Linked DNA regions of Homo sapiens: region 2 is linked to region 1. Evidence: read pairs that join two places in POLR2A ChIA-PET (ENCODE). Cell type or tissue: IMR-90. All regions are shown on one strand. Links, peaks and the distances in the headings refer to the core of each region. The heading gives the core; the rest is flanking DNA.

Region 1 (7,105 bases), core at 715-5,714:
TTCTAAGATCTAAGTCCACTTTTGAGCAAGTGCTCTGAATAACAATAATTATCTTACAGCTTAATGTACGATTATTAAATACCACTCCCCTTTCATTTTACCATTGAGGCTTATGTCTTTATTGGTTGTTCAAGTAGGGCAAAGGAAATGGCCTTTTAAAACTCAGAGGCCAGGTACTGTGGCCCTTGCCTGTAATCCCAGAACTTTGGGAGGTAGATGTAGTGGATCACTTGAGGCCAGGAGTTAGAGACCAGCCTGGGCAACATAGTGAGATCCCGTCTCTATTTTTTTTTTCTTTGAGACGGAGTCTTGCTCTGTCATTCAGGCTGGAGTGCAGTAGCGCCATCTCAGCTCATTATAACCTCCGCCTACCAGGTTCAAGCGATTCTCCTGCCTCAGCCTCCCCAGTAGCTGGGATCACAGGCATCTACCACCACGCTGGCTAATTTTTTGTACTTTTAGTAGAGATGGGGTTTCACCATGTTGGTCAGGTTGGTCTGAACTCCTGACATCCAGTGATCCATCCACCTTGACCTCCCAAAGTGACATTACAGGCGTGAGCCAGTGTACCCGGCCTTCTATAAAAAATTTAAAAAATTAGCCAAGCATGGTGGTTTGTACCTGTAGTCCCAGCTACTCAGGAGGCTGGGACAGGAGGATTACTTGAACTCAGGAGGTCAAAGCTTCAGTGAGCTGTGATTGTGCCACTGTACTCCAGAGTGGGCAACAGAGAGATACCCTGTCTTAAAACAAAACAAAACCAAACCAGAGAAACTGGGTGCCTGTCATTGTATCCTGTCAGAGAAAACATATTGACAAGAAACATGAAAACAAAAAAAAAAAAGATTAAGTACCTATAACAACTGCCCTTTTTAATATATATTTATAATGTTTATTGTTATAAAAAAGTAGAGATGAGGTGTCGCTATATTGTCCAGGCTAGTGTTGAACTCCTGGCCTCAAGTGATCCTCCCACCTTGGCCTCCCAAGGTGCTGGGATTACAGGCATGAGTCACTGTGCCCAGCCACAACTGCCCTTTATTAAGCATGTAATTATGTGCCAGGCACTGTTCTAAACTGTCTACTTACATATTTCTCACAATGTCTTTATGCATTAGGTACTTTCCACGTGACAGATAGGAAAACTGAGGCACAGAGAAGCTGAGTAACCTGCCCAAGGTCACACAGCTAGAAAGAGCTGGTTGCAGGACTTAAACTCAGGCAGAGGCACCCCTAACCACCAATATGCATCCCTCTGCCCTTCCCAGCTCTCTCCTGAGTCACATGAAAGAAACCCCAGGCTTACTGGTCCTAGGCTGCAGTTTTCCTCCCCAAGGTCGCTCTGGGGACAAACAGGAAGATGGGAGGAGGCATGGGGCAGTTACATAAGGCGGTCACTTCAAAGGTGGCCTCTCCGGGGTGGATAGCCTTGGCTTTGGGCAGTTAGCTGGAGCACCAGCCGGCAAGCTGAGGGCTGTCCACCATCTATCTCCTACCCAATCTCCTCTTAGTCCAACGGCAAAACGGGCAGTGGAGGAGATGAAGGCTGGACTAGGGGGGCGAGGAGGCAGGTCTTGTAATCAAAGCTGGGCAGTGGCAGAAATCAGGTGATGCAAATAAAAATAAAAATAATAACACCAGGCTCAGTGGCTCATGCCTGTAATCCCAGCACTTCGGGAGGCCGAGGTGGGCAGATTGCTTGAGGCCAGGAGTTGGAGACCAGCCTGGCCAACATGGCAAAACCCCGTCTCTATTAAAAATACAAAAATTAGCTGGGCATGGTGGCACATGCCTGAAATTCCAGGTACTCGAGAAGTTGAGGCACAAGAATTGTTTGAACCCAGGAGGCGGAGGTTGCAATGAGCCAAGATTGTGCCACTGCACTCCAGCCTGGGTAGCAGAATGAGACTCTGTTTTAAAAACAGCAGCATTTATTGAGCATTTACTATAAGCTAAGCCCTTATGTTAACAGCTCTGTAGGTAAGGACTTTCAATCGTTTCCTTTAAGGGGCTCAGAGAGGTTAAGTCATTAGTTCAGTCGCACGGCTGGGCTGCCTGCCCTAGTAGGAAGGAGGCCTACAGCAGGCACTAACTTCATGTGAATTTGGCACATTCTGGCGGAAGTGGGTTCTCACTTTCTGTGATGCAAGTTGCAAAACAGAATGAGAGGATCTCAGAATGGTAGGTCCAGCTACCCTCTAGATGGGAAAACTGAGGCCTGGTGAGGGGTGGAGTATGACCTAAGGTCTTACATTAAGTCAAGAGGGAATCCAGTGTAATCTCAGCACTTTGGGAGGCCAAGGCAGGCAGATTTCTTGAGGTCAGGAGTTTGAGACCAGCCTGGCTGGTGATACACGTGTGTGTATCACATGGTGAAACCTCATCTATACTAAAATTAGCTGAGTGTGGTGGTGCACGCCTGTAGTCCCAGCTACTCAGGAGGCTGAGGCAGGAGAATCACTTGAACCTGGGAGGCAGAGGTTGCAGTGAGCCGAGATCACACCATTGCACTCCAGCCTGGGCAACAGAGAGAGACTCTGTCTCAAAAAAAAAAAAAGGCCAGCAAGGTGGCTCACGCCTGTAATCCCAACACTTTGGGAGGCCTAGGTGGGTGGGTCAAGAGGTCAGGAGTTTGAGACCAGCCTGGCCAACATGGTGAAGCCTTGCTTCTACTAAATATACAAAAAAAAAAAAAAAATTAGCTGGGTGTGGTGGCACATGCCTGTAATCCCAGCTACTCAGGAGGCTGAGGCAGGAGAATTGCTTGAACCTGGGAGGCGGAGGTTGCAGTGAGCCAAGATTGCGGCATTGCACTCCAGCCTGGGCAATAGGATGAGACTCTGTCTCAAAAAAAAAAAAAAAAAAAAATGGAATCCAAGTGATCTGAGAATAACTGCCCATGCCCCCACCCCAGGCCAGGGTACTTCCCTCAGCTCTGAGTGAAGAAGAAAGGGTATGGCCTGAGACAGAACTGTGTTTCCCTTCTGTCCTCAACTTATTATGACTTTATGCAAGTCATTCAATCTCCTTGGGCCTCAGTTTCTGCAAAATCACGGTGGTACACGGAGCATGCAAATCATGCAAAATCATGGTGGTACAGATTATTTAATTGCTCGGGCACTTGGTGGTGATAATGCTCGGGGACGCTCATGAGGCCACAGCCAGGAAGCAGAGCCAACCACAACCGGTCCCTCAATCCTGAAGTTCTATGAAATCGAGGCTCCCAGGCTTCTGGAGGGTGATGGCAGTTGGAGGTTCACTGTATCTTTGAAGAAGCACCCTTTCTTTGTCAGGCACCCAAAGGGCCTCTTGATCCCGGCCCAGGGATAGGCTACATGTGCTTCCACAAGAGAAGTAGATTGTCTCCCCATCACTGGGATTTGTGTGGGGCCTCCTTTTTCTTGGGGGTGTGGAACTCAAGGTGGGTGTCGGCTCAGGGTCTCCAAGCCCAAAAGCTTTGCATGTTAATGCCTGCATATATACCCAACCACAGCAGCTTAGGTGCATATAAACTGATGTTAGGCCCACATAGACATAGTCCACGGCAGACCCTCACCCAGCCCACCTTCCTCCACCTCATTATTATTATTGTTATTATTTAAGCGCTGTACTTTGTCTAGTCCCTAATGTGAGCCAGGTGTATTATAATTAATAGTATAACATCTGAGATTCAGAGAGGTGAAAACACTTGCCTAAGATTCACAGCTAGTAAGTGGCCCAAGACAGGGAAAGACTTACACAGATGATCGGAGCTAGGCAGAGGGGAAAGGAAAGGGACATGCAGAGGCAATGTGACAGAGAGAAGAAAACTCCTGGGTGGGTGGGGTGGTTCATGCCTGTAATCCCAGCATTTTGGGAGGCTGAGGTGGGTGGATCACTGGAGGTCAGGAGTACGAGACCAGCCTGGCCAACATGGTGAAACCCCATCTCTACTAAAAATACACACACACACACACACACACACACACACACACACAAAATTAGCCAGGTGAGGTGGCGCACGCCTGTAATCCCAGCTACTCGGGAGGCTGAGGCAGGAGAATCTCTTGCACCCAGAGGCAGAGTTGTAATGAGCTGAGATTGCCCCACTGCACTTCACCCTGGGTGACAGAGCAAGACTCCGTCTCAAAACAAACAAACAAACAACAAAAAAAAAACCCCGAAAACTCCCATCTCCCTTTCCTCCCAGCCCTAAATTGGGCATTAAGCTGGACTGTCCTTGACATGACCACAGACACCCGAAGCCAGAGTCCCAGGAAGTCCATTGTTTCTGCAATTATTGGTATTATTTAAGCTGTGAACAATATCTGCAGAAATGTGCTGATGGATGCTTTGGGGTTGATTTATCCTGAGATTCCCATTCCTTGAGACTCTGTGGGGGAGCTGACCTTTTCACTACAGAAATTTTAGGCTTTCTGCATCTGCTCCAGGAAATGGGAGGAGTAAAGGATGCCACCAGGCACTGGGAGGCATGGGGTGCACTGCGGTGTCCCTCCAGTTAGAGTCAGGTGGAGCCTTGGGCATTATGTTACAGACTCAGAGAGGGACACTGACTTGGCCAAGGCCACCCAGAGTCAGGGAAGGCATTTGGCCTCCAACCTCAACGCGAACTTGCCCTTGCCAGGTGCTGCGGGCTGCCTGGGGGTGCTTTGAGCTGCAGTGGGGAGGAATTGTGGGGCAGAGGGAATGGTGATGGGGTGTCTCCTTAATGGCCCCAGGGGTCATGTGGCTGGTGGCCAAGCTCTGACTCTTGCCTCCCACCTCTCCATGCCTGAGTGCTGTCCTGGTTAGGGCGGGCAGGCATTTTGTTCACATTAGGGGCTGGAGAGGTGGCCACTTGGGAAGGAGCAAAGGAAAGCAGGGTCTGGAGGGTGATGCAGGGGTGGAGGAGTGCTTGCGGCGGTAGGCTGTGAACAAAGGGGCCTGCATTGGATCAGGCAGGGCCACTGAGTGACGATTCACAGGCCAGCAGGGAGGGGCACGCTGCCGGACCCACACAGATGGGGCAGGGAGGAGAGCAAGGAGACTCAGAGTCAAACTCATGCAGAAAAGAGAGCGGGATCCAGATAAACACAGAAAAGAGAGATGGAGGCAGGTCTGGAGGCAGAAAGATAGAGACAGGGTACTCAGGCATGCGCGTGCATGCACGCGTGCACACACACACACACACACACACACAGAGGTACAGACAGCAGAGATAGAGTGAAATGGGAGAACTAGTCAATGTGATTTGTGGCCAGCAGTGGACAGAAAACCAAATCAATGTAAATTAATTTCATTTGGTTTTGTTTTAGAGACAGGGCCTTGCTCTGTCACCCAGGCTGTAGTGCAGTGGTGTGATCATGGTTCACTGCAGTCTCCAACTCCTGAGCTCAAACAAGACTCCTGCCTCAGCCTCTTGAGTAGTGAGGGCCACTACTTTCTTCATTTTTATAAATAAAATAATTTATTTTTATTTTATTTTTTGTAGAGATAGAGTCTTGCTATGTTGTCCAGTCTGACCTTGAACTCCTTGAACTCCCATTGAGTCTTCCCAATGTGCTGAGTTTACAGATTTGAGATGGCTTGAGCCACTGGACCCAGCCTAAGCGGTTTTCAATAACCCTACTTCCACCCCAGAACACCCTATCTCCAATTTAAAATTTTCATCTTGCCAGGTCTGGAGTGGCCATCTGAGCGTGGGCTCTCCAAGGCTGTCTGTGGCTAGGCAGGGCCTCAAGCAGACACTCATTGGGCACACAGAGTCCATGTCCAGCGGTAGGGACATGAGTGTATGCACACACGTGTATCACAGGGTCATAGGACCTCCCCAAGATACAAGCATCCTCATCGAATATGTGTGCACACACTCATGAAGGTCCAACACACACACACACATACACACTTTAATTGCTGCAGCATGCTCCTGTGAGCACACATTTTTGCTGAGCACCTAACATATTCCAAGTTCTAGGCTGAGCATTAAAGGCAGAGAAAAACACAGAAAAGGGAAGGCTGTCTCTCAGTCTCCCAGAGGGAGGCTGCTGGGGTGCTGGGCACAAGGACTGTCCCTCTGGATCCAGGGCATAAGGACTGCCCCTTTGTCATTGGGAATGCCCAAAGACAGGGTCTGTGGTAGGGCAGAAGTGTGTCCTCCCACCACAGTCAGGAACAAGAACATCCACCCAAGGGCAGCTGAGCTTGGGATAAGTTCAGGGCCTCCCAGAGTGTAGATTCTGTCCTTTCTTCACCTGAATTTCCTCCATTGACATGAGAAATCAGGAAGCTGGGGAGGGGATTCCTGGCCCTCCATCAACCCTCAGAACTGGCTGGGTGTGGTGGCTCATGCCTGTAATCCCAGCTACCTGGGAGGCAGAGGTGGGTGGATTGCTTGAGCCCAGGAGTTAGAGACCAGCCTGGGCAACGTAGTGAGATCCCATCTCTGCAAAAAATAAAAAAATCTCAGCATAACTCCCCTCCAATATCTGTTTCTTTGGGGAGTCAGGCATGGGAGCCTACCTGTCTCCTACTTCCAAATAGAGGACTGGCCCCCCACCCCAAAGGGGATCCTGTGGGAAAAGGGGAAAGGTGTGTGATTTCCTTTTGTTCTTGCCCCGGCATCCTGAGAGGATGTGAATTTCCTTCATGCTGGGGTGAGTGTAATGGTGACACCCAGTTGCTGCTCCCAATGCGAGCTGGTCTTTCTTGAATTTCATTTCAAACATCCTAATGTTTGTAACAATGGCCAACATTTATTGAATGCACACCACGCACAGGGCACTATTCTTAGCACTTCGCAAATACGGCCTCATAAAAGGCTCAGAACAGCTCTGTAACTTAGGAGTAATTATCGTGAAGCCCATTTTACAGATGAAGAAACTGAGACCCAGGGAGGGGAGGGCATTTGCCCAAGCTCATATGGCAAAAATTCACAGGCAGACAGGCTCACTTCAGAAGTCAAGCTTTTAACTGACATTCGCCCTTGTAGCCAGGGTTTCTCATCTAGCTCTGTAGGCCCCAGAAATGGACAAGATGTGGTGGGGTGTGTGTGTGTTTATTTGTGTGTGTGCATATTCATGGGTGTTGTAGGTGGTATAGATTCCAGGGGTCGGCCAGAGGCTACACT
Region 2 (7,105 bases), core at 1,159-6,158, 110 kb after region 1:
TCTGATCTTGTGTAGAAGGACTCAGCCAACCTGCAGAGACTTAGTGACCTCACTGGGAGGGAGCTGGGGAGTGTATACCCCAACCTCACTCACTTACACTCATGTTTCCTCCCCATGTCTCCAAATCGAAGCCAAAGAAGGGACCCATGATGATCCATAAGGATTAATCTCCACAGACAGAAAGCAGAGTGGGGAGGGGTGGAGAGCAGATCTGTGGGACAAATAGAAGGTGCTGACATGGAATGTAGGACAGGTTTCATTTCCACAAAGAATATGTCCCATTTTCATTGAAAAACATGGCGTTCCTCATCTATCTTAACTTCTGTACCTTAGTTTTTTATTCTCTAAAATAGAGTGATTGTAGTGATAATAATGATGATAAGACAGCACCCATTACCAGCCCTCAGAGCTTCACTGTGAGGATTAAATGAATGCGTTCACATAATGAACTTAGGTAAGGGCCTAATACTCCAGGTAAGGGCCTAATACTCCAGGTAAGGCCAGCTTTTATTTTTGTTATTATTAGGTTGGTGCAAAAAACAATTGCATTTTTTTGCCATTTAAAAAGTAATGTCAAAACCTGGAATTACTTTTTGCACCAACCAATAAATCATTATGATCCTTCGTTTTGCCACTTTTGTTTGTTTATTTATTCATTTATTATTTTTTGATATGGAGTCTCGCTCTGTTGCCCAGGATGGAGTGCAATGGTGTGATCTTGGCTCACTGCAACCTCCACCTCCTGGGTTCAAGTAATTCTCCTGCCTCAGCCTCTCTAGTAGCTGGGATTACAGGTGCCCACCACCATGCTGGGCTAATTTTTGTATTTTTAGTAGAGACGGGCTTTCACCATGTAGGCCAGGCTGGTCTTGAAGCCCTGGCCTCAAGTGATCTGCCCACCTCGGTCTCCCAAAGTGTTGGGATTACAGGCATGAGCCACCGCTCCTGGCTTGTTTCTCCACTTTTGAAAGAGACGTGGGTATACTTTTTTTTTTTTTAAGACAGTCTTAGTCTGTCATCCAGGCTGGAGTGCAGTGGCACAATCATAGCTCACTGCAGCCTTGATTTCCCAGGCTCAAGTGATCCTCTCACCTCAGCCTTCTGACTAGACGGGACCACAGGTGTGTGCCACTGCATCTGGCTAATTTTTTAAATTTATTTATTTTTATAGATAAAATAAAAACGCGTGGCCCAGGCTGATCTTGAACTCCTGGCCTCAAGCAATCCCCCCACCTTAGCCTCGCAAAATACGAAGATAGAAGCATGAGACAGTGCACTCACTGGCCTTTAACTAAAAGAAATATACATATTTTATCTACTTTTTTGTGGAAATGAAGTCTGGCTATGTTGTCCAGGCTGGTCTCAAACTCCTGGCCTCAAGCAATCTTCCTGCCTTGGCCTCCTAAGTTGCTGGGATTATAGGCCAAGAGACATGGGTATAAAACCTATTACTGTCTGAAGCTCAATGATAAACAGCAACTGACACAGTGCAAGGGGCAATAGGGAGTGGTGGGGACTGTGGCAAAATGCAGGATCCCATCTCAAGGGACCACCCACCACTCAGCTCTAGCTGATTATGACCTTGTAGAAATGTAGGTTTAATGTTGCTACAACTTTCAAGTTTTCAAGAAAAGCTAGAAAATTGGAATTTTTTCAGTGTGAAAGCTTCTGATTTTTAAATGTTGGCAAATAAATCAAATTAAAAAAAAAATATCACGTGCGCCAACACTCTGTGAGCCAAACAAAAGAAGTCCGGGGGCTGAATTGTAGATCACATGCAGCCAGTTGTAATCTTGGGTGTAGCTGATGCCTGTGGACCAGAGGAAGCTGCTGGCTTCTCAAGAGAGAAAGAGCACGACCTTGACCTCCGGCAGAAGCCTCTTTAGTAAGAATGAAGATAAGATAATGCATCCTTGACTTAAAACGCAAGTGCTGGGAGAACTCAGAGGAAGGGGAGATATTTAGTGCGCGGGACAGGCAGGAGTGCCTGAGAGTGGGCTTTGTCATTAAGAAGAGACATGAAGTGAATTTTATAGGAAGCAAGGGACAGGTCTGATATCACAGCTACACGTCAAAGGTAGCCAGAGTCCTAGGCTTGTCTAGATGGGGCCATGAAGTGCTTTTTGCTTTGTCTAAAGTTTTTAAAGATTCTTTTTGGGGGAAGTAAAGATAAAACTCGATTGTGTGATATCGTATACATTTGAGGAATTAACATCAGAATGCATTCATGGTTTCTCTCGGAGAAGCCAGGTTGCAGGCAATGCTCCACATGTTCAGGGCCGTCCAACTTAATACACCTCTGGAGTGGGCTCAAGCTCTCCTCCTGCTTACTTTCCTTTAAAAAGAATCAAAATGCCAATTTGAATTCCCCATCTTCAGAGGCAGACCGGGGCACACAATCATGTATAGAAATCCCTCCCCACACACACATCTGTTATACACATTGCCACGGTGTACTCTGGTTGTTCAACAATGAGCAGAATTATTTCCTCTCATTACTTGCGATGTCGCTTCAAAACCGCACTCGGAAAAATAAAACCGCTGAAGGGGTCTCAGCCAATCCAACTGCCTTGCCAGCCCAACTTTCCAAACAGGAGTTGGGGGGGTGGCGGGGGAGGGGGGAGGTGTTGGGGTGCACTGGGGCGGAGGTTGGCTGTGTGTGAGGGAACAGAGCCATAGCTGGGATGAATTCCTGTTGCTTTCTGTGTGTCCCATTGCGTGTCTGTGTGAGTGTGGGTCCATGCATATGTCTGTACATCTGTCTGTCTGTGTGTCTGTCTGCATGTCTGCATTTTTCTGTCTCTATCTGCCCCGATATCTCTCTGTACTTGTCTGTCTGTGTCTGTCTTTTTGTCTGTCCCTGTCTCTGTGTGTCTCTGTGTGTGCTGTGTATCTGTTTTAAATAGCACTCACTTACCAAATATTTACACTCTGTAAGTCCTCGTACGACATGCTTTTTGCACACACAGGCATTCCTATTGAATCTTTACAGTAACCACACAGCAGAAAGTACAATCTTAATTTTACAGATGATTAAACAGAGGCCTGCTAGTCTATTCATCCATTCATTCAAATATATATTCAGCATCTCTTGAGCGCCAGGCATGGTTCTAGGCACCAGGAAACAGCACTGGAGACACAGAAATCCCCTCCTGGCACGGGGCTCACATAAGTGGGGAGAGATACATTATAGATCAGTATACAAATGGATATTATTTCAGAGCTAGCAGGTGGTAAAGCTGGCACGTGTTCATAGAACCTGCTAAGGGTGAGGGTTGTCAGCTTGAGCCCTGAGCTAGAATTCAAGACATCTGGGGAGGTAGCACAGCTAGCTTAACTCCTTTGCAAAAGACACACCTGTGCCAGGTGAAAAGAGGGCCCAGTATTGAGTGTTCAGTTTGAAAGTCACCTTAGTCATTTGCTTGTAGGAATGCTATATTCTTCAGAGTTTGGGGATCTTGCAAAATGACACCCCTCCAAATGGCTGGGGAGAATGAAATAGGTGAGTACCCACTTTGTACTTATTTCTGCAGAGGCAGTGGCTGTGTGGATTGGAGATGCAGACCTCTCTTTTTCTGTCCTGAATTATGTCCAGGTGCCCATGTGAGAAGGCAGGGGTCTGGGCATTGCACATACTTGAGTTGGAGCATTGGCTCAACTGCATATGGCCTGTGTGTCCTTGGGTGAAGTGATCCAAGAATTGGACTCAAAAGAATACTAACACTCTGCGTGAAGCAGGGAGGCCTGGAAGAGAAGATTTGTTTTCAGTTGAGTCATGCTGAACTGAGCATTCAGTTCTCTTGGGACCTGTTCACACCACAGAATTCCCTTAGCATGGAGAAAAACAGTTGTGTGATTCAACATTAAGAAGCTAGTATTTATTGAGCCTTTTTTTTTTAAAGTGCTAGGGACTAGATACTAATTCCTCTATATATGCTGTATCCCTCTGAGGTCGCTATTATTATTACTATTTTTTTTCTTCAAAAATAGAGATAGGGTCTTGCTGTGTTGTCCAGGTTGCTCTTGAACTCCTGGCCTCAAGCAATTCTTTTGCTTCGGCCTCCCAAAATACTGGGATTACAGTGAGCCACCGTGCCTGGACTGAGGTAGGTATTATTAAGCCTGTCTTTGAATGGAACAGTTGAGGTTCAGAATGGCTAAGATGCTTGTCCAAGGCCACACAATCAATGTGGGACATAAACACAGGTTCCTCTGGTTTCATGGACAATACTTGTCACCACAACAGTTTCACCTGACCAAGCATATGGGGACTAAGGGGGTGGAGGTGGCTGGATATTGGTAGGAGAAGGGAAGTAAGGTAGGCTAAAAGTTAGGACTACAACCTTGGGAGAGGTCCTATCTGAACCCCTGAGTGTTCAGAGAAACAGAATGATACCCCTGTGCCATTGAGAGGACACCAAGGGAGAGAAAGAGCTTCAGAGGTTACCTGGGCATTTCCTTAGAATATGTGAGGTTGGGTGCAGTGGCTCACACCTGTAACTCCAGCACTTTGGGAAGCTGAGTGAGTGGATTTTTTGAGCTCAGGAGGTTGAGACCAGCCTGGGCCACATGGCAAAACCCTGTGTTAAAACAAACAAAAAAAAACTTTCAAAACTTTTTTCTGCCTCCCAGAATGCACCACAAAACAGTGCCATCTTGTTTTGCTTTTGTAGATTTGGGGATTATGGAGCTGGGTGTAGAATATGGAAACTTGAGCTCAATGAGTTCTGGTATCCTCCGTTTTCTCCAGAGAACAAACCAAGCAGTGTTGACTTATGTGGATGGATGTGTATTTCTAAGGAAGCAACAGGATTTAGGCACCAATTTATTGCTTAGGTTTAAAGGTGAGGAAAGGATAACCTCCCCATCCGGCCACTCAAGGTACTTGAGGTAGTGAGCCTCCCAGCCCTGGACGTATGTAAGCAGAGGATACATTATTCCGTGGAAGGATAAAGGGTCGGACTAAATAATATCTGAAGTTATTTTCAATGCCCAATTCCAAGTTTCTGTGACATTAAGGAGTTGGTTATACTCAGAGCCAATCAACTGTTTTATGCAGCATGCATTACTTCCTCTGAGGCTTAAACACTTAAGAATCTGCCGGGCATGGTGGCTCACACCTGTCATCCTAGCACTTTGGGAAGCCGAGGCTGGCAGATTACCTGAGCTCAGGAGTTTGAGACCAGCCTGGGCAACATGGTGAAACCCTGATTCTACTAAAAATACAAAAAATTAGCTGGGCTTGGTGGCACATGCCTGTAATCCCAGCTACTTGGAAGGTTGAGGCACAAGAATCCCTTGAACCTGGGAAGTGGAGGTTGCAGTGAGCTGAGATCGCACCATTGCACTCCAGCCTGGGTGACAGAGTGAGACTTCGTCTCCAAAAACCAAACCAAAAACACTCAAGAATCACCTGGCAAGTTATTTTTTTCCCTGAGTCTCAATCATTCCCTCCTCTTTTTTGGTCTAGATTTAGGCACAAAGGTTAGGATATTCAATCATGATTTACAGACATAGTATAATAGGGTGGTTCTAAGCCTGGGTTAAAATCATGCTCTACCACTCACTAGCTGGTGACTTTGAGCAAGTGACTAAACCCCTCTGAACTTCCGCCCTTCCTTCTGTAAGACGGGAATAATGAAACCTACCTCATGGTGTCAATGTCACGGTTGAAGGAGATGCACCGTGTAAAGCAATGATTATGGTGCTCAACACAGCGTAAGAGCTTTATAAATGTTAGCTTTTATTATTATTTAACAAGATATTAACTGAAGGCCAATGAAGTATGAAACCAGAGGAATCATGAGTAATATGTAGAAATGGAAAAAATTCTTCTGTTCTGGAAAAACCTGATCCTCCTACCTGCAAGGACATCCATATGAATGGAGGAAATGCAGGGAAACAGGTACATTCCTCCTCTCAATTTTCAAAAAGTCTTACCACGAGGTCACATTTGGATGAAACCCAAGGCTTGGGTGATGTTTGGGCCTTAACTTGATCAGAATCAGCCTTTCCCAACCAGTCTGCACATGCTATTGATATATCGTATAGCATTATTTATGACTTGTTGAATACCACAGTCTGCTCAGCCCTTTACAAGAGATGAAGAAAATAAGTTCTGGGCCCTTGTAGGTTTGGGATTTAAGTTACTCAGATTGAAAATGCGCTGGCTGAGAAAGGGCTTGGATGCCTGCGGCACGTTGACCCTAAACCCATTTATTCCTCCCATAAAGAAGACAATTAAATGAGTGGTTGGGTTTGCATCTTTGCAGAGTTGAACCTTGATATACAAAAAATAATAACAGCATACACTATTACAAATTAATTAAAAAAGAACTCTTTCTGAACTCTAAACCATGGAGCAGTAAGTCATCTTAAACTATGAAACTGAAGACATTTAGATTTCTTGACCTCCTCTACAAGTCTTTAACTCTTTTTGTTTGTTTGTTTTTTGAGATGGAGTCTCACTGTGTCACATGGACTGGAGTGCAGTGGTGTGATCTGGGCTCACTGCAACCTCTGCCTCCTGGGTTCAAGTGATCCTCCCACCTCAGCCTCCCGAGTAGCTGGGACTACAGGTGCCTGCCACCATGCCGGGCGAATTTTTGTATTTTTAGTGGAAATGAGATTTCACCATGTTGGCCAGGCTGGTCTAGAACTACTGACCTCAAGTGATCCACCTGCCTTTGCCTCCCAAAGTGCTGGGGTTACAGGCATGAGCCACCACACTGGGCCACAAGTCTTAAACTTTACTGTCCAAGTTATTTACCGTATAGGGGTGAGTGAGGGAGGAAGATGGCTTTTTAAAGGCGGAGAAGGAAACAGATGCCATTTTGTCTTGAGGGTTGGTGCCTTCAGGATCTCTGGATTCTCCTCTGTTCTGCCCATCCGTGCCAAGATGCTATTTAACCCTGACTGTCTTACTACGGCCTTTGCTTCGTGAAATCTTGAAGGTACCTTCATAAGGGAACATTGACTCATCGTCATTCTTTCAAGAAAGAGGATAGATCCTGTAGATCCAATTAAATAAATGCCCGTATGTTTGTTAGCAATGTGTGAACTTAGCCTCAAGCTGCTCAATTCTGCCCACAGTTGTAGGAAAATC

The links. Peaks named below come from ENCODE experiments on the same cell type or tissue, not always from the same donor. Only the 100,000 strongest peaks of a DNase experiment are listed, where the experiment ranks them.
Region 2: POLR2A ChIA-PET joins it to region 1 with 15 read pairs; 2 of 35 experiments call an interaction of 5 or more read pairs at or near these places.

The regions. Positions count from the first base shown.
Region 1 is chr12:114,737,622-114,744,726 of GRCh38, forward strand. All of the region lies in intron 1 of TBX3-AS1 (TBX3 antisense RNA 1), which reads left to right. It overlaps LOC124900329 (small nucleolar RNA SNORA27), which reads left to right and starts at 83; the gene lies at 83-177. RefSeq lists an enhancer at 1,243-1,537. In IMR-90, for the core only: no CTCF peak of the experiment used is centred there; no DNase peak of the experiment used is centred there.
Region 2 is chr12:114,845,111-114,852,215 of GRCh38, forward strand. No RefSeq gene overlaps it. Among named protein-coding and RNA genes, the nearest start is that of TBX3, 160 kb to the left of the region's middle. In IMR-90, for the core only: no CTCF peak of the experiment used is centred there; a DNase peak (open chromatin) is centred at 3,811; H3K27ac peaks cover 175 bases.